Linked DNA regions of Homo sapiens: region 2 is linked to region 1. A link is a loop called in an ENCODE intact Hi-C map of the cell type or tissue named here. Cell type or tissue: heart right ventricle. All regions are shown on one strand. Links, peaks and the distances in the headings refer to the core of each region. The heading gives the core; the rest is flanking DNA.

Region 1 (10,342 bases), core at 1-8,000:
AGAGGAGGAAGAGCTTTAACCCACTTTCCTCCCTTCCCCAACCCGTTTCCACTCTTCTCCACCTCCAGCTCACACACTGATCCAAAACAATCCCATGTGTGTGCGATCACGAGGCAAAGAGCTAGTTCTCCAGGTATGTGCCTGATTTCAGTGGCTCTATACAGCCCTAGGTTATAGCAGTTTGCATTTTCTCAGCAAGTCAACTATGATATTGTACAGATTTTTTTCATCTTTTCAGATGACAAAAATTAAACTAAGAATAGGCAATTTTATAAGTTAATACTTGAACACAGGTTTGAAGACAGGGATAGATTCAGGGTCTGTGGAACCTTGGGTTTATATAATTGGGGGGTGGGAATATAGAAAGAGTACTCTCCTTATTTAAAAAAAAAATCCAAAAGTACAAATACAAACTCAGGGATGACCACATGAACACACTGCCAGTGCCCCTCCCAGAGGGCTCCAAAGAAGCCTCTGTGACGGAGGGACCTGAGGCTTAGGTTCATTAGCTCCCCAGTCGATCTGCCTCTGCTGGAGATAGAAAGGACTAGAGAGGTTTCTGCCACAGCATTCAAATCTCTAGAAAATCGCTAAGCATAACAGTCTTCTATTACATCAATCCCCCAGATGCTATTCTTACCTCTCTTTCACAAACCACCATCCCTGCTGTTCCCTCCAATTTGGCAACAGCAATTCATTATAAAAGTGCGTATGCCGGAGTGGGTTTCGGCATCCTCCTGGATTTTGGCTTTAACAGTCTAGTTCCGTGTCAATTATGTAATAGCCCAAACAGGGAGTTTAATGGAGTACCAAAAGCACAGTCATAGCTCTTACATAAGCCTTCATAAACCATCCATAAGATCTGCTCCTAGATTTGGATATTTGGGATTACATAAGGGAGACAGAAAACACTGACTCAGAGGCCAGGTTTCTTTCTGACCTTAAAAACAATAAAAACTTTTTGCACTTAATTTACTAGTTTATAGTAAAAGTTTTTAATTTGATATGGAAAATAATCTTTCCTATGACTTACTTTACCGTGTAAACATAAATGAATATCCTGCCACTACTACTCAACTTTCATTGGTACTTCTGCAAATGAAATATATCACTTAAGATTCCCGTAAGTATTCTACATGGAATTATGGGTCCCTAATAAACATCAACTACTCTTCGCAGGAAAATCAAGAAAGAGCATTTAGACAAAACACAAAAGTCTACATGCTGTAATTCTCTGATGTGTCCCCTTTCCAATACCATTTTTTTCTTCCCATGTTTCTAACAACGTATTTTTGACTTACCTTAAACCACTGTAGCAACACCATAGGCTACAGAAAGTGACAATACAATGCTCCACAATGGGTCTCACCCCTGGCTACACGTTAGAATCACCAGGAAAGCTTTTTAACATTACAGGTATCAAGGTATCAGCCCAGACCAATTAGAACAGAATACTGGGTGGAGGAGGGACAAGGGCTGTTCCCAGCCATCAGTATATCTGATGTTTTCTACTTTTGTATTTTTACCTGAAAAAAATAGCCATAAATGTGAGTACTGGTTTTGGGGCCTGGGGAAAGGGAAGGGAAAGAGAGACACATCTTTAATAACTGGCAACTCACAATTACTAAGTTTCCATCAGAGATAAAAATAAAATCATTCAATAGTTTGAAAACTAGAAAGTATACATGTAGGATCTTTTTATCAATAAGTAGTCAAAGAATTCTCACCAATTCCTAATAGACTTTACAAAACCAATTTTTTAATGCTTTACAATTATACCTAATGACTTTTTTAATATAGGGTCCTATATTATCTTAAAAGGGTACCTCAAGCTAAGACCACTGCTTATCTCCAAGTAAACTAAAAGCATGACACTCTCTTCTTAGGTGCTCTGGTAATCACACATAACTTTACCAATGAGCAAATTTTTTTAAGCATTTATATAACAGAGAGTACAGGCGCCTTTGGTATCCTGCCAAGAGTACTTCTTTCCGTGTTTGTATTTAAAATAGAATGGTAGTAACATCACTTGTGTGCCTGTAATTCCTTCTGTGCACAGGCACAGAATGAAAAAAAAAAATGGATGTAGCAAGCCGCTTCACTGCTTTACCATTATAAAGCTTGAAGGAAATAACACACTCATACTAAATTAAGACGAAGACTCAGACCAAATTATCCAAAGCTGGGGGTGGGTAGGGGAGAACTCGCCTTAACTAACCTACCAACGCCTCTAAAGCAGTGGGTGTTGAACCTGGCAGCAAGCGAAGGTGCCAAAAGAGCTGCAGTCCCTAAGCCAGAGCAGGTGATGTGGGCAGGAAGCATCAGCGCTCTGGAGACGAGAAGCCGAACCAGCCCGGCGCTGCCCCGAGCCCGGCTGCGCGCTCCCCAACTCCGCTCACCTGTCTCCGGCGGGTCCAGAGGGCGGCAGCAGAGCCAGCCGACCCCACCGGACCGCGCAGCAGAGGATTCGCTCACCTGGGTCAAAAAGAGCCAAGAAAGATGTAATGTCCAAGAGGCCACCACTGCCCTCACGGAGACGCTCATCTCGGGCCGGGTTCCGCCACGCTGCTTCCTCCTCCTCTCCAGCTCGAGTTTTCTATTTACCGACAGGTCTGTACTCCGCTAAGCGGTCAAGGGTTTCCGCAGAAGGGGGGAGATAAACTTGCCCTGAGAGCCGGCGGCGGCGGCGCAGGTGGAGCGCGAGGGGCGCCCCCGCACCTGGAGCCGCCGGCGCTCGCTATCACCTCTGCCCGCCCACGCCCGCGCCGCGGCTGCGCTCCGCTCCGCGCCCCCGCACTCACCTCGGCGCAGGCACCGCCCAGGCCGCCGCCCCCGCTCGAGGGCCGGGGCGCAGCCGGGGACCGGAGCCGCCCGCACGACGCCCAGGCGCTCCCGGCTCCGCCGCGGCCGCGGCTGCTCCTCCAGCCGCCTCGCCTGGACAAAGAGAAGCCGCGGGGCCGGCGGCCGCCCAGCCCAACCTTCGCAGCGCGCCACGCAGCCGGCGCGCCTCGCCCGCGAGGTGCCGTCCGCGGTGACAGTGGCCGGGCGGCGAGCGGGCCCGAGCGGTAGGCGGCGCGGGGCAGCTGATGCGCGCACCCCCTCCCGGCCGCCCGGAGACGCACTCGCCGAGACCCAGGCGCCTCCTCCCGGCCCGCGCTCCGCGCCCCGCGCCCCGCGTCGCAGCTCCGCAGCCGGGAGCCGTAGCGCCCTCTGCCGACGGCCCCTGCGCCCGCTCCTGCGCGCGCGCCTGCCCGCCCCAGCCCCAGCCCCAGCCCCAGCCCCAGCCCCAGCCCCAGCCCCCGCCCCCGCCCCAGCTCCCGCCTCAGCCCCAGCCCCAGCTCCAGCCCCAGACCCAGACCCAGACCCAGCCTCCGCAGGCGGTGGGCGCGGCGCGGGCCGCTGCCCGCTGCGCGGCTGGTCACCGTGGTGCCCTAGCATCGGACCCCAGGAGAAAGGAGTAAGAATGAGTTGGCCGTTCCAGGGCAGGCCTCCAGGAATGGGTTCCGCTGTTTTCCGCTCAGAACAGAAGAGGGAGCCGCTTCGAATTAGGCGCAGCAGGAGGCATTGGGGTTCAGCATCGGGAAGAACTTTGGAGGACGCTAGGGTGCCTGATTCATAGGAGCCCAAAGCCAGTCTCTGAAAAGATTTGCGCAAAAGGCAGGCGTTTCTTTCTAGAAGCAAGCTTATTTCTATGTTTAATGAGCACCAAATGTGCCTCCCCACTGTCCGAGGGGTTCCAGCGAGCCTTGACTGCTCTTATGGTAAGGTAAATAGATTAATTAATGATTTCTCAAAGACCTTTTTCCAGTCCTACCTGAAATGCTCAGACTCCCTCACGCGGTGCACCTGGAGGTTTGAAAAGGCAAGCGAAACCAGAGGACTTCTGCAGACTGATTCAAACAGCAATGGAATAAACATTTACCATTATAAAGATGAAACGATGTTGCTGGTCTTTGCACTATTTAGGTTGGCGTTTTTTGTTTTTAGGGGATGTCTTTCCAAACCACTGTGTTAACCAATACTTTATGACAGTTAATTTTTTTTTTTAACCAACTGGACTACTTGGTGAAGGGAAATCATGAAATGGCACTTTTTTTTTTCAGACCACTGTCTTTAAAAATTATTCCAGAAGCTCTCCCTTCTCCCCTGGAAGAATCTGGGGCAAATTTCATAGCTTTTCCTGTCACTTTCAGGTGTTCATAAACAGTCAGATTTGCTGATAATAAAAAGTCCAGCCCAATCCAAATCAAAACTTTAATCGCAATCCATTCAAGCCTTCCCCACTAGCCTCCCACCACCCACCAGACCCCAACCTGACCCAAGCTCAGAAGCCTGCAAGGAGGAGGAAAACGACCTTCGCTTCCTGCTTCTGTGTTCTCCCCAGCTAGCTCTGTGAAGACGGGTTCCACCGCCGGGCACGGAGGCTCACGCTTGTAATCCCAGCACTTTGGGAGGCTGAGGCCGGTGGATTACTTGAGGTCAGGAGTTCGAGACCAGCCTGGCCAACATGGTGAAACCCTGTCTCTACTAAAAATACAAAAATTAGCTGGGTGTGGTGGCGTGCACCTGCAATTCCATCTCCTCAGGAGAATTGCTTGAACCTGGGAGGTGGAAGTTGCAATGAGCCGAGATCATGCCACTGCACTCCAACTGGGCGACAGAGCAAGCCTCTGTCAAAAAAAGAAGCCGGATGCGGTGGCTCACGCCTATAATCTCAGCACTTTGGGAGGCCGAGGTGGATGAATCACGAGGTCAAGAGATCGAGACCATCCTGGCCAACGTGGTGAAACCCCGTCTCTATGAAAAATACAAAAAGTTTAGCTGGACATGGTGCCACATGCCTCTAGGCTCCTCTACTCGGAGGCTGAGGCAGGAGAATCGCTTGAACCCGGGAGGTGGAGGTTGCAGTTCACGGAGATCGCTCCACTGCACTCCAGCCTGGCGACAGAGCGAGATCCGTTTCAAAAAAAAAAAAAACACTGGTTTCTCAAGTTGGGCAGGGTGGGGTTCTGACCCTGCAACTTCAGCCTCAGCTTCACTGGTGGTCAGCCTCATTCAGGCCCTCTGCAAGGCACCATGCCCTGGCAGTCAGTCCCAGCTACCTTCCACCACGTGCGTGCTGACCCACGGACACCAACTGGCATTTGGCCCATCACGCTATAGAAGTGCAGGCCACTGTCACTGCAGTTCTCTTTTCTTCTTCTCTGGTCACAGGTAACTCTGACCGGCCTCTTTCCTTGAAGCTTCTCAGCCATCTCTGGGTTCATGCATGTCCCCACACTCCAGGTGACACATGCCAGGCTCTCCAAGTAGTTCTTTGGAAGCATGCCTTTCTTTGCATGAAGTGGGTGGGTCCTCCTTCTCCCTGTCAGCACCGTGTCGTTCTCATCTTCTCCCTTGATTGCTCTCTCCTTTCCTTCAATTTGGTCTGAAGGTGGCAGAACCCCAACTTAGCAAATCCTACAAAGATGGTCCAATACCTCCATTTATATGGATTTATGTGTGGGGATACCTATCTGTGTGGTGGCATGGAGGGAGGTGATCCCCTGAGATCTTGGAAGCTTGAGCAACTGACAGCCTTCAGCTGTCACACATTTGGATCCACCACAGAGCTCATACCAAGGTCACACATTCCCCAGCTGTTTCCAGCTCACAACGGAACATGGTGAGAGCGCTAGAGCTATGCCCTTTCTGCCTCTAGTGGGCAGTCTTTGCTCTGGAATTCCTACCACCCTACCAGGGCTTTCTCAGAATGTGCTGCAGTCTGGAGCTCTTCCTACCCAATCTTCTTCCCTTCCCTCTCTCCATTCACAAGTGTCAGACCTGTATTGCAGTCAGAAGGCACTCCTCACCTGCATGCCAGGCTCCTTCTCCCTCCTGCACTATCCTGCACAGGTGTTTTCTTTAAAATATTTTGGCACATCTAATCCTATCTTGACATCTGCTTTTCAGAGGTCCCAAACTGTCATAGTTATCTATTGGCCCACCTGGCAGCATTCCAAGATAAGTCTTATTTTAACAGTTGGTTATGCTGTATTTAGAAACTGTGAAAAGAACAATGGCAAAATCATGGAGCCAACCTGAATGTCAATGAACAGTTGACTGGATAAAGAAGATGTGGTCCATATATTAATGCATCATGGAATATTATGCAGCCATCAAAAAGAATGAAATCATGTCTCTTGCAGTGACATGGGCTGGAGCTGGAGGCCATTATCCTAAGTGAAGTAATTCAGAAACAGAAAACCAAGTACCACACATTCTCACTTATAAGTGGGAGCTAAACAATGAGTACACATGGACATAAAGATGGAAATAATAGACACTGGGTCACCAAAAGAGGGGAGGGTGGGCAGGGGGCGAGAGCTGAAAAATTACCTATGGGGTACAGTGTTCACTGTTTGGGTAATGGGTACACTAGAAGCCCAATCTCCAGTATGCTCATGTAACAAACAGGCACATGTACCCCCTGAATCTAAAATAAAATTAATTTTTTTTGAGATGGTGTTTCACTCTGTCACCCAGGCTGGAGTGCAGTGGCACAATCTCAGCTCGCCACAACCTCCACCTCCAGGTTCAAGTTATTATCCTGCCTCCGCCTCCCGAGTAGCTGGGATTACAGGTGCATGCCACCATATCCAGGCTAATTTTTGTATTTTTAGTTAAGATGGGTTTTCACCATGTTGGCAAGGCTGTTCTCGAACTCCTGACCCCAAGTGATCCGCCCGCCTCAGCCTCCCAAAGTACTGGGATTACAGGCATGAACCACCGCGCCCAGCCAAATTAAATTAAAAAAAAAAAAAGCTGTGAAAGGAAGAGTAGAATGTTCTCTTGAATTAAATATATATATATATATATATATATATATATATATATATATGATCAGCAAGTATCATAGTGTATCAAGTATCGTAGTGTAGATTCCTTCCCAAAGCAGAGACTGGTAGAATGACTTGGATACAGATAGTTAATTGTTATTGTTTTTTGTTTGTTTGTTTGTTTTTTGAGGCAGAGTCTTGCTCTGTTGCCCAGACTGAAGTGCAGTGGTGCAATATCGGCTCACTGCAAACTCCACCTCCCGGCTTCAAGTTATTCTCCTTCCTCAGCCTCCTGAGTAGCTGGGATTATAGGCGCCCGCCGCCGTGCCCGGCTAATATTTGTATTTTTAGTAGAGATGGGGTTTCACCACGTTGGCCAGAATGGTCTCGAACTCCTCACCTCGTGATCCACACACCTCAGCCTCTCAATCCTGCTGGGATTACGGGTGTGAGCCACCACGCCCAGCTAGATAGTTTATTTTTGAAGGTGATCTCAGGAAGCAGGAATGATGAAATTGAGATGTTAAGACAGAGAAGTATGAAAGGCAACTTAAAAGTATATTCTCAAGGCCACTGTTATATGTAACAGGCACACAAGGACATAATACCACTTGGATCTCTGAGGAGCTTACAATGGTCATTTCAAAGACACAGGGCCGAGCATTTACCCTCTGGGCTCCTGTTCTCCATTGATTGGAATTGCCTGTGGAGCTTTAACTCCCAAAGGCGCCTAGTGCTTTAGAAAAGGCTCTAGGCAGAGAATCAGAGTGACCCATAGCCGCATCCTTGAGATAAGACATTGTCAACTCACAGGGAGCACCCATCAGAACTATGGCTGAGAGGGAGCCAAGGAGATGTGCAGGGCAGCACAGGTGTCTGCTGGAGCCTTTTCCCAGGGCCTTACTAGACTGAGGAGCATGTGGGTAGAACAGAGGCATCTGCCTTGTGAAATTCCAAAATGATGAAATGCCAGTGGGAAAAGCCTGAGGAAGAAAGAATAGAGTGGCGTTTGCAAGTCATGAATAACACTTGGGTAGCCAACTGATGTACCAGAGAGCAAGGTAGGTATTAGGGGTCAGGGCCTCTGGGAAGGGATGGGAGCCAGGATTGGACAGAGGGAGAGTTTGAACCATGATTCAAGTCCAACAAAGCCGCTGTCCTAACCACAAGAAGTCCTGGAGCACATACAGAGTGGTGTGCTGAGCCTGCTCCTACCAGCTCCTGAGCATCACTTGTTAAATTTTTGTGAATTGGTTGTTAAAACAGCCATTATTAAAGATTAAATTATATAAACCTACAATTACATTTATTTATTGAAAACAAAGTGAATACTCAAAACTCATCCTTCCCTAATTACTACATGAGCAGTAAAGTACACTGTTGAGGTTTTTTTGTTTTTCTTTTTTTAATTGAGACCGGGTCTTGCTATATTGCTCAGTCTGCTCCCGAACTCCTGATCTCAAGCGATCCTCCCACCTGTGCCTCCCAAAGTACTGGGATTACAGGTGTAAGCCACCTCCCCCTGGCCAGTGTTGAGTTTATTTACCACTGGCATAGCTGTATGATGGAAATACTATGTAGTAGTGTACTATTTTGCATCTATTCCCAACTTCACATTTAGTGATACTACTTTGGTAGCTTGAAACCATCTATGGAGGATGTATTTTCACCACAGAAATTAGCAAACACTGCAAATCAGGATGTTTTCCTTAAAGGAGCCCGTTATTAAACATTTACATGCACACTGCTACATGTAGGACTCATTCAGAATTGTCCCAGGGTGGGCTGAATGGTTAAGGTCTCTATGTCCCTACCAGATCCACCATTGGCTATGGACTTTCCAGGGAAGGTGTATTCTTGGGCGAGGGGGCTCTCTGCAGGTGAGGCAAACACAAGGAGTAGACGGCCCAAGACAATCTGCTCACAGCATTGCCAAGAGCTGAGGCGAGTCCTTCCTTTAAGGGACAGTTCTGTATCCTTCACAACTAGCATGGAGTTGTTTATATATATATATCGTCATTGCAGTGCTCTCTTCATAGTATTTTCTTACTCGTTTTAAATACCTGCTACTTCTATAGTTACAGCCATTTTTTTCTAATATTGTTTAGATGTGACTTTTTTCTTAATATTTGTTTTCTTAATTCATTAAGCCTGAAGTTTGTCTCCTTTTTGTCTTTTTAAAGAACCAGCTTTTGACTTTGTTGACCCTACTGTATTTTCTTTACAAGTTTACTAATTTCTGTTCTGATTATTATTTTTTCCTTTATTCTATGTTCTTTGGGCTTATTCTATTCTTTTTCTCACTTCCAAATTGAAAACTTAGCTCATGATTCTTCAATCTTTTTTTGCACATATATATTTCCTGTCTTTTTTTGCACATATATATTTCCCACACATTTTTAGCTACAGTACTTTCAATATCATTAAATTATAAAGTTCTTAATTTCCGTTGTGATTTCTTCTTTGACCCATGAATTATTTTAGAAGTGTGTTAATTTCTAAATGCATGAGGCTTTTTTAGATATCTTTTTGCTATTTTTAATTTAATTTAATTGTGGCCAGAAAACATGGTCTTTTTGATACAAATTCTTTGAAATAGATATACACTTGCTTTGCGGCCTACTCAAAAATACTGCACATTCTTGAGAAGAATGTGTATCTTCTAATTTAGGTGTAGGGCTCTACATTGGACTTTTTAGATTGAGCTTTTTAATTTTTTTCATCCAAGTAGTCTATCTTTTCTGAGTTTGTCTTCATGAGCTATCAATTACTGAGAGTATTACAATCCCCCACTGTGATGCTGAATTTGTTAATTTCTCTTTGCAATCCTGTGAGCTGCTGCTTTGTATATGTATTGAAGCTACGTTACTAGAGGCAAATAAGTTTTGAAATGCTATATATTCTTGGTAAAATATATTTTATAATTATGAAGTGACTCTTTCCTTAAAACTGTTTACCTTAAAATATATTTTCTTCTCCTGTAAGCATTTCTACAGAAGCTTCCTTTTGGTAAATAAGAGGCATATATCTTTTTCCATCATTTTACCTTTCTGTGCTTTCTTAGGTATGTTCCTTGTAAGCTTGCAATATCTGGTTATTTTTATTCAGTCTGACGACATTTATCTTTTAACCTGTGGATCTGCCCCATTTAAAACATTTCAACGACTTATATAATAGAACCTATTTCTGCCATACAATTTTGTGCTTTCTATTGGTCCTGCTTTTCAATGCATCTTTTCTTCTTTTCTACCTTCCTTGGATTGACTAAGGGAAACTTTCCATTGTTTTTTATTCTCTGTTTTAAAAATTATACACTATATTTTTTTCTCCCAGTAGTTATATTTAAACTTGTAACATGTAGTAACTGGAAATTCTAATGTTTTTTCTTTTTTGAGACGGAGTTTCGCTCTTGTTGCCCAGGGCTAGAGTGCAATGGTGCGATCTCGGCTCACCACAACCTCCACCTCACAGGTTCAAGCAATTCTCCTGCCTCAGCCTCCTGAGTAGCTGGGATTACAGGCATG
Region 2 (10,342 bases), core at 1,651-9,650, 140 kb before region 1:
ATTACTGAGTCATATGATAACTCTATATCTAACTTTTTGAAGAACCACCAAATTGCTTTCCAAATTCTTTGTACCATTTTATAATCCCACAAGCAATTTATGGGGGTTCTAACTTTTCCATATCCTTGCCAACATTCTTATCACCTGTCTTTTTTATTATAGCCATCCTAGTGGGTGTGATGTGGTATTTAATTGTGGTTTTGATTTGCATTTTCCTAATGGCATTGAGCATTTTTTTGTGTGTTATTGAAGCAATTTTATAATGGCTGTTTTAAAATCTTTGTCAGATAGTTCTAACACTTGTCACCTCAATATCGGTATCTATTGATTGTCTTTTCTCATTAGCTTTGAGATTTTCCTGGTTTTTGGTATGACAAATTCTTCTTTATTGAAAACTGGACATTTTGCATATTATGTTATTTGTTATGAGATGCTGACTCCTTTAAACTGATAATGCTCTGGCAGAAGAAATGGGGAAGGGGGCTGCACCATCACATTACTGACAGGTGGTGTGATACGGTTTGGACGTTTTGTCCCCTCCAAATCCCATGTTGAAATGTACCCTCCAATGTTGGAGGTAGGCCTAGTGGCAGGTGTTTGAGTCATGGGGACAGATCCCTCATGAATGGCTTGGTCCTGACCTAGCAATAATGAGTGGGTTCTCACTCTATGAGTTCACTTGGAATCTGGTTGTTTAAAATTGCCTGGCACCTCCTCTTTCTCCCTCCTGCTCCCTCTCTCACCATGTGACTCACCAGCTCCCCTTCATCTTCTGCCATGAGTGGAAGCTTCCTGAGGCCCTCACCAAAAGCAGATGCTGACACTAATACTTTGTGTACAGCCTGCAGACCATGAGCCATACAAACCTCTTTCTTTATAAATTACCCAGTTTATAGCCATGCAAACAGACTAACACAGGGCTAGAAGTCCAGGCTCCCCATATGGCTTCCACTGAACCATGGAAGGGGTATGCGACCTCATTGCTAGTGGGGTGATGAAGTCCTGCCTCTCCACTGGGCCTTCTCTGACACCACTGCAGTGGGTCATTACAATCTCAGAAGATGGGGAGCCTAGGCTCTCCATGTGACATTCACCGGCACAGGTGGAAGTGGCGGCACACTTTTTCCGTGGTGTTCAGCTGGAGTCGAGAGGTGATCAGAGAAGTTTCCTGTCTTACTGAACTGCTCCTTTCCTGGTCTTCTGGCTAGAGAAAGCCGGCTGTTGTTGGGGCTTTTTCCTCTGTATCCATGGGCTCTTCTGGGTTACCAGCTGCTTCTGCTCCCACTCTGAGACAGATGAGGCAAGAAGCAAGCCCAGGGACCCCCACCACTGTGTTCCTCCTCAAGTCCTGAGGTCTCTAGCTGGTCTGCCTAGGAGTATTCACTTATATTCTCAGAAGCCTACCCTCTTCCCAGAAGCATAAGTCCAGCTTGTTTTTTTAAATACTAATTTTTTAAAAATTTGTTAAATATTAAATATACACATAGCTTTAAAGTGAATTATGCATTGCCTTATCCTTCTGAAACACAGGCCACTGAAATGAATTTAACCTTGCTGACAAGCTCAACGATGCAAACATCCACAGCTACAGCTTTCTTTATTCCAAAAGATTCACTTGGAGTTTGCTATGTGATGCGCACTCTTCCATTTGCTGTCATGTTAAATGGGACCTGTTGACCCAATTTTGGAAGTTCCTGTAATTGCCTGTTCCATTTTCTACTTCTAGCTCTTGTCAATGTGGCTGCCTCCAGAGAATTTCCACACCTTTTAATCTGCTACTTTTACCAGCGTGCAGCCTGAGACACCAGACAGTCAAATCTTTTGGAGATATTTTTAAACAATAGTAAACAGACTAAGAATAACAGACTCTTCACTTCATATACAAATTTCCCAACATCAATTTAGGCTGCTCCAACATCCTTTAGGCTTACTTATATTTTCCTCACCATCTTCAGTTAGCTGAAGTTGGATATAAATGATCTTAAATAGCATGCAGTGCCACCGTACTTATAGATTCATTTTACGTTAATAAAGATAAATCAAGCAAGCAGTAGGCTTGCGGGAAAACAGGCAGCCCACGCCAAGTACAGACAGCTGGGAAAACGCCCTCCGCCTGGTGGCTCTACAAACCCACTATCCGGGGCAGCCGGAGATCACAGATAGGCTGGGAGCTGAGGATTCCAAACTACTATGCTAATTAAGCAGGAGGCACAAGTTAAATTCAGATGCCTAATAAGCACTTGGACATTTTTTCTTACTTTATTACTGTTAGAGCACAGCCAACGCTGACAATTCCAGCACAACGGGTTGCAGCACCTGTTCATTTCAGAAAAAAATGGCTGTGCTCGGAGACCATGCCCCAGGCATGTGGTTTTTCAAGGTGTCTAGGCTAGTAATTCATTAAAGGTCCACCTTACAGTTTTGTCACATGTCTCCTATCCCATGCCTATCACAAAACATAGAATGCTACATTCCTGAATTCCATAGCAAATAGAACCAATTCCTGGCATCATATTGCAGGGTTCATGCACATCTGTGCTTCTGAGAGAAAAGACGTGGTTCCCAAGAAAGAGTGTGAGTTTAGAATCAGAGAGTTCTAAATTCACCTCTGTGGCCTTGGCAAGTTACCTGAATACAGCCATCTCCCAGTATCCACAGGGCATTGGTCCCAGGACCCCCCCCTCCAGATACAAAAATCTGTGGGTGCTCAAGTGTCTGACATAAAATGCCATAGTATTTGCATCTAACCTGAGCACATCTTCCTGTATACTTTAAATCCTCTCTAGATTACTAGTAATACCCAACACAATGTAAATGCTAGATAAATAGTTGTTATTCTGTATTATTTAAGAAAGAGTGACAAGAAAAAAAGTCTGTGCATGTTCAATATAGATGCAATCCTCCTTTTTTCTGAATATTTTCAATCCACAGTTGGATGAATCCATTAATGTGGAACCAAGGGATACAGAAGACCAAAATGTAATAGAATAAGGAAAGTATCCCCCGCTTTACTGACTTATGATAAACTTTGGAGAGAAGAACCATGGTGCAAAGGAAACATGGGTATTGAATGAATGGCAAATGTCATCACTGGTATTAATTTTTTTATGTGTAAGGAAAAGATCACCTCTTCATAAAGGGAAAGGATACCAGACACTAACACCAACTGATTAGCACCCATGCTAATGGGCCAAAGTACCAAGTTGTTTCTATTCCAGTGAGAATCCAACCATTATCTCCACGTCCAGAGCTCTTTGTACACTGTGATACATCTTTTAGCACATGTGGAAAGGCAGGTGCAAGCTCCAGACTATGAAAGCATTGCTCTTTCTCTAGGGCAGCCTTCTTCCTTCTGTCCCTGCCACACTTCCTTCCCGCCAGCTCACCTATCTCTAGGGCAGCCTTCTTCCCTCTGTCCCCCAACACTTCCTTCCCACCAGATCGCCCATCTCGAGGGCAGCCTTCTTCCCTCTGTCGCCATCACACTTTCTTTCCACCAGCTCACCCATCTCTAGGGCAGCCTTCTTCCCTCTGTCCCCGCCACACTTCCTTTCCGCCAGCTCACCCATCTCTAGGGCAGCCTTCTTCCCTCTGTCCCCGCCACACTTCCTTCCCACCAGCTTATCCATACAACCTCCCCAGGACTGCCTCCCACTGCTCCCTCACTCCCTCTATCTCCCTTTAATCCTCCAAGTTACAGTGTTTGTTTCATTGGTGTTTTTGTTTCTTCCAGCTATACACACTCCCCTGAAGTTTGGGTCTTTATTATGTATGGTCTTTACCCAGTAGCCCCCTCTGCTTTCAGTGCAACCCTCCTGACCTCTCATATCTCCAATTCTACAGGATTCTATCCTTTTTGAAAAAAGAGGCTTTGGTGGGGAAGCCAACCAAGTTTTACTGGGATGTTTCATACAAAGGTGGGAAGCCAACCTCCAGTGGGGGTGGAGCAGGTAGACCAGAAGGAGCACTGGGTTGCTGCCGCCCTATTGAACTGATGTGGCACCATCTACAACCTGTGGCAGGCGAGAACCTTAAGGGAGACTCCTACCCGGTGCTGGGGATAGGAGTGAGGGTGAGGGTGGGGACTGAAAAAAGCTAGTGACAACCATGGCGGAAATGATCTTGTGACTGAATCAAGAAAATTCATCCATGTCTATGAGATTAGAGACTATTATTCTAAGTGAAGTAACTCAGGAATGGAAAACCAAACATTGTATGTTCTCACTGGTATGTGGGAGCTAAGCTATGAGGACGCAAAGGCATAAGAATGACAGAATGGACTTTGGGGACTTGGGGGAAAGGATGGGGGGGGGCAAGAGACAGAAGACTACAAATATGGTGCTGTGGATACTGCTGGGGTAACGGGTGCACCAAAATCTCACAAATCACCACTAAAGAACTCACTCACATAACCAAATACCACCTGTGTCCCAATAACTTCTGGAAATTTTTAAAAAAAGAAAATTCATCCATGTCTGGAGCAAAGCAAGGTGTCTAAAGTTCCCATGATGGTCCAAGCAGAAAGGGGCATGCCATGAAGGCCTGCAGTGGCCCCTCTTAGATCAGGACTGGCTCAGGCAGGCACTTCTCCCTGGTGCCAGGTCAAGTGGGTGCTGGAATTCTATCTGGCATGTGAGAGTGATAAAGTGTCAACCTCAACCTCCCCATAGATGACAGCAGAAAGGAATGAGGGAGACAATGGCATCTGAAGGGAGGGGGAGTAAGAAAGGATTGGCTTACAAATGAAGCTTTCATTTCAGCAGTGAAAACCATCTCAGACACGGCCATCCATTTTCCCAGACACAGACACCTAGAAAACCATCACATATATGGGTCACACTGAGCCCCTCACTTACATCAGAGACCTTTTATGGCGGCATCATTAAGCTATTTATAGTGAGCAATTAAAGAGGACCTAAGTGGGCCACCACATTCCCATCTGGCTGGCTCTGGCTAATGTGGCAATATGCTGACAACAAGATAAAGGCTTTCCTTAAATGCTGTACCACACAAAAGCTGCCTCTAGATACTTATAAATCTGCTTTTAGTTTGTATTTATATTTTATTCTTTAAAGTCAGTTCAATTATGCATGGGGTGCATTAACCATAATGCAAGCTGCATTACGCAAAACTTCACAGAAATCGTGCAATGTCAGGCTGGTATTACTGTGGGCAGGTGGCAGGGGCGCAGATGTAACATGTGGGTAAAAGACAGTGTCATAGGTTAGAAAGGGCAAAGTCTTTGGATCCTATCAGACCAGACTCTGAATAGCAGCTCTGCCAATAAACATAACCCAGTGAAAACTGGTCTCGTTACTCAGTTTTCTTACCTGTAAGACCAGGATCGATTGCTGACTCCACAGTGTTCTTGCATGGGAAGTGCCTAATGAACCTTGGCATCTGGAATTGCTCAGTAAATGGTAACTGTCTGGGGGCAGTCAACAGAGCACAGGCCAAATAAGGTCATGGTTATGAAGAGACTTCTGAATGGACTCTACTCCAACCACCCCTCGAAGTGACCTTTCCAAAACAAACTCAGCCCTATACGTAAGTCTCCCATGCTGGAGGCCCCACCTCTGATCATGTAGGGCTGATCACTCCTAACCTGATCATTCCCCTCTCTCCTCACATATCCACTTCACCAAACTATTGCACATGCGTGTGTGCTTATGTCACACACGTTCTTGGAAGGCCACCTTTTCCATTCCACCTGTTAAAATCCTACCTCTGCTTCACGGCTCCACTTCAATGATGCTCCCACACCACCACCTTCCTCCTCAGAATCTCTTAGCACTGCCCACACCCACTCCCCATATGGGCCACTATGAATACATTCCTGAATAAAGGAACACACCCTCCCTCCTAATTCTGCCCAGCTGCATTCGGTTAGGAAATGCCCCGTGTGCATGGACTAATGAGAGAAGAAACTAATGGAAGGTCACAATTTTCTTTTGTTTTTAGGTAATTAATCTTGTACCATCTGTGTCATCTGTAGTGCCTTGAAATTAAGAAGTGACCCACTGGGATATTCCCTCAGACTTGTCAGCACTTATGGTGTGAGGTCAGCAAATGACTTGACTGTCATTGTCACAGTCACTGAAATACACCAAAATGAGCCGCCACTGAGAAATTCTTCAGCAAAGATTCTGCATTTTTCTGTGGAATTTATTCGCAAATGCCATGAATATTTATCTGCATTGTTGATAAAAATGAACACACTCTGCAAATTCTTTTTTCCCCTGAAATTTTTAAAAAGTAGATATATTTTAAATATACTACTCTTTTAACAACAGAATTTAAATACCGCATTGTCATATTTTAAACTTTTACTTATACTGAGATCTATTTCTGGAGTCTCCATTCTGTTCCATTGACACATTTGTCTATCACATTGATTTTATTATAGTAGCCCTTATAGTATGTTTTAACATCTGACAAGGGAAGCCTTAACGCCCCCTTCAGTATGTTTTTGGGACTCAAATAAATGGTGCTGACACCTTTGGCTGTCTATTTGGAACAAAATTAATTTGGTCCTCTTACTTGCCCCATATGTAAAAATTACACAAAGTAATTTTACTAAAATACATAAAAGGAAAGGCTAGATGTCAAAAATAAGCCAATAGGCTCTTAAGAAGAAAATCTAGGGAGGGGACTATATGTACAACCTAGGAATGCATGGAGAGCTTATCCCACAAAACATATAAACATAATACTAAAGATACATATTTGGCTATATGGAAATTTTAAAATTTTGCAAAAGCAAAAGATATCACAAGCAAAGTTGAAAGACAAATAAAAGGCCTAAAAATATTTGCAATAAACATTTTTAAATAAAATGCTGATATCAATAGAGCTTTTGAGACAGAGTTTCACTCTTGTTGCCCAGGCTGGAGTGCAATGGCCTGGTCTCGGCTCACTGCAACCTCCACGTCCAGATTTCAAGAGATTCTCCATTCTCAGTCTCCCAAGTAGCTGGGATTACAGGTGCACACCACCATGCCCGGCTAATTTTTGTATTTTTAGTAGAGATGGGGTTTTACCATGTTGGCCGGGCTGGTCTCAAACTACTGACCTCAGGCGATCCACCCACCTCGGCCTCCCAAAGTGCAGGGATTACAGGCATGAGACACTGCGCCCAGCCTAGAGCTCTTAGTTGATAGAAAAGCAACTCAGTAGAAAAATGTGCAAAAAAAAAAAAAATGAATAGGAAATTCCCAGCAAAGTCAAGAACAAAAAGACCAAGTGTATAGAAAGCTGCTCAAACTCAACATTTCCATCCAGATGCAAAAATCATAAAGATTAGCACTTATTGCTAACAGAGATGTCAAGAAAGGGGCATTCTCACAAATTGCTAATGGCAACTGTTAAAAAAATTTTAGAAGCAATCTGGCAATAGCTATTGCTAAAGGTACATTTTAATGAGATCCCACTGTAACACTTTTTAAAGTAAAAATACCAGTACAAAAAGAATGTACAAATACGTTTATTATACCACTATTCCTAATGGCAAAAAAGAAAACAAAAGGTGACAGTTGAATAAATAATAAGAGGTCCATACCATGGAACAGTATGTAGCCATAAAAGAATGAATGTGAGCTATGGCCAGTTGAGTTGGAGATGCTTCTACGAAGTTTTGTTTAATGAAAAAACTAAGATACAGAAAAGTGTGTTTAATATACCATTTAATAAAAGTTAATAAATATTCTCAACCCCTTATGTTTATATGTTCACATATGGTTACCTGGGGATAGAGGAAAACATAAAAAGATATGCACCAAGTAATTCACGTGGGTTACCAAGCATGATGAGAGATAAGATGACAGAAGAGAAAGTAAGGGAAAACGAAAAAAATCTGAAAGAACACCCAATATGTGTATGATTCCCATGCATATGATATTAGGAAAAAAGAGATGCAGTTAGATCTGCATCTACTAATTTGCAGGAATGTACATGATCCATTGTTAAACTGAAAACGCAAATTGCAGAATAATGAGTAAAAATATTATTCTGTTCAAATAAAAATGGAATATCAGTGTATGTACAAATGAGCTCATATATTTGATGGAGCAAGAATGTTTTGGAAAGTTATGTGTGAGGTTGTTAACACTGACTGTCTCAGGGAGTTGTGTTGGATTGGAAAGAGCTTTACATCACTAATTTTACCTACGTATCTTTGTACCAAGCTGCTTCACTTAGTAAAGCAAATATATATTACTTCCGTAACTAAAAGTATCAAATAAAGAAATTTTCTTTTTTAGAAAAGGAGAAACAGTAATAATTGTGACAGGAAATAAAATATGCATCATGAATTTTTTTTCAAAGGTCATCCAGGCATTTGCCACTGGTGCACTTCCACACAAAGATGGGTTATGCGGGCATGCTGCACACAGGCACTCTATCACCAGCCCTGCCCTTCAACAAATGCCACCCTGCCCTGGCCAGTACCAGAAGCTCTGTCACCTGGCATCACCTACTAACAGATATCATACCAAGTCAGATGCTTCATCTTGGTTTCCTAATCATCGTGCTTGGGATAAAATGCAAGACTTTAAATTTTTTTTTTTTCTTTGAGCCAGAGTCTCACTCTGTCATCCAGGCTGGAGTTCAGTAGTGTGATCTTGGCTCACTGCAACCTCCACCTCCTGGGTTCTGGCAATTCTCGTGCCTCAGCCTCCCAGGAAGCTGGGACTACAGGCGTGCACCACCACACCCAGCACATTTTTGTATTTTTAGTAGAAATGGGGTTTTACCATGTTGCCCAAGCTGGTCTCAAACTCCTGGCCTCAAGTAATCTACCCACTGTGGCCTCCCAAAGTGCTGGGATTACAGGTGTGAGCCACTGCACCCAGCCTCAAGACTTTAATTTTTTTTAATTAAGAGAATGCACTCACAAAACTAGGAGGAGAAGGAAACTGCCTCAATATAATAAGATCACATATGAAAAGCCCACAGCAAACACCATACTCAGTGGTGAAAGACTATAAAATGTTGCTGAAAGAAATTTTAAAAGACAAATAAATGAAAAGACATTCCGTGTTCATGGATTGGAAAACTTAATATTACTAAGATGTCAATACTATCCAAAGTAATCTACAGCTTTAATGCAATCTCTATCAAAATAGTTTTCAGTGTGTAAGTCTTCTGCCTCCTTGGTTAATTTCTAAGTATTATTTTTGGTGTTATTGTAAATGGAATTTTCTTATTTTGAAATGTTCATTATTAGTGTACAGAAATGCAGCTGATTTTTTGTGATTCTTTTGCATCCTGGTACTTTGCTGAATTTATTAGTTCTAACAATTTTTAAGTGGAGTTTTTAGGGTTTCCTAGATATAAGATCATTGCATCAACAAATAGATAATTTTACTTCCTTCTCAATTTAGATGTCTTTTACAGGTACACCTTGTTTTACTGAGTTTCACTTTATTGCGTTTCACAGATTTTGTGTTTTTTACAAATGGAAGCTTTGTGGCAACCCTGCATCGTGCAAGTCTATCGGTGCCATTTTTCTAATGGCACATGTGCTCACTTCATGTCTCCATGTCACATTTTGATAATTCTCACAATATTTCAAACTTTTTCATTATTAATATATCTGTTACAGTGATCTGTGATCAGAGATCTTTGATGTTACTATTATACTGTTTTGGGAGCACCATGAACCATGCCCATATAAGATGGCAAACTTAATTGATAAATATGTTTGTTCTGACTGCTCCACTGACTGGTCATTTTCCATATTTCTCTCTCGCTTTGGGCTTCCCTATTCCCTGAGACATAACAATATCGAAATTAGACCTAAATGTAAGGCTAAAGTCTTAGAAGAAAACAGAAAAGTTTCATGACACTGGATTTGGAAGAATTTATTGGACAGATGCCAAAATTACAAGCAACAAAGGTAAAAATAGGTAAATCTGACTACACTAAAAGACTTCTATGTATCAAAAATTGTCATTAACATAGTGAAACGGTAACCTATTGAATGGGAAAAAACATTTGCGAATCACATATCTGACAAACGATTAATACCCGAATGCCCTTCAGAGCTTCCACAGCTCAACAACAAACAAAAACAAATAACCTGATTAAAAATGAGCAAAGGACTTGAATACAAATTTCTCCAAAGAAGATATACAAATGGCCAACAAGAATATGAAGATGGTGAACAGCACTAATCATTTGGAAATTGCAAATCAAAACCATAAAATGTCACCGGGTACCCATAAGGATGGCTAGTATCAAAAAACAGACAATAACAAGTGTGGGCAAGGATGTGGAAAAATTGGAACCCTTGTGCACTGTTGTGAATGTAAAATAGAGCAACCATTGTGGAAAATAGTACAGC

The links. Hi-C counts contacts between places; a loop is a spot of excess contacts. Peaks named below come from ENCODE experiments on the same cell type or tissue, not always from the same donor. Only the 100,000 strongest peaks of a DNase experiment are listed, where the experiment ranks them.
Region 2: a loop joins it to region 1, with 7 times the contacts of the local background. A loop is called at or near these places in 15 of 110 quality-filtered maps.

What each region holds. Positions count from the first base shown.
Region 1 is chr13:28,812,745-28,823,086 of GRCh38, reverse strand. It overlaps MTUS2 (microtubule associated scaffold protein 2), which reads right to left and starts at 2,748. Exons shown (of 16, transcript NM_001033602.4): 1 at 2,476-2,748. RefSeq lists silencers at 2,774-2,843, 2,934-3,283 and an enhancer at 2,374-2,874. In heart right ventricle, for the core only: a CTCF peak has its summit at 3,148 (motif pointing left); a DNase peak (open chromatin) is centred at 3,150; H3K4me3 peaks cover 1,773 bases; H3K27ac peaks cover 761 bases; H3K27me3 peaks cover 2,106 bases.
Region 2 is chr13:28,950,026-28,960,367 of GRCh38, reverse strand. All of the region lies in intron 2 of MTUS2 (microtubule associated scaffold protein 2), which reads right to left. Among named protein-coding and RNA genes, the nearest start is that of MTUS2, 130 kb to the right of the region's middle. In heart right ventricle, for the core only: a CTCF peak has its summit at 2,116; a DNase peak (open chromatin) is centred at 4,851; H3K27ac peaks cover 5,100 bases.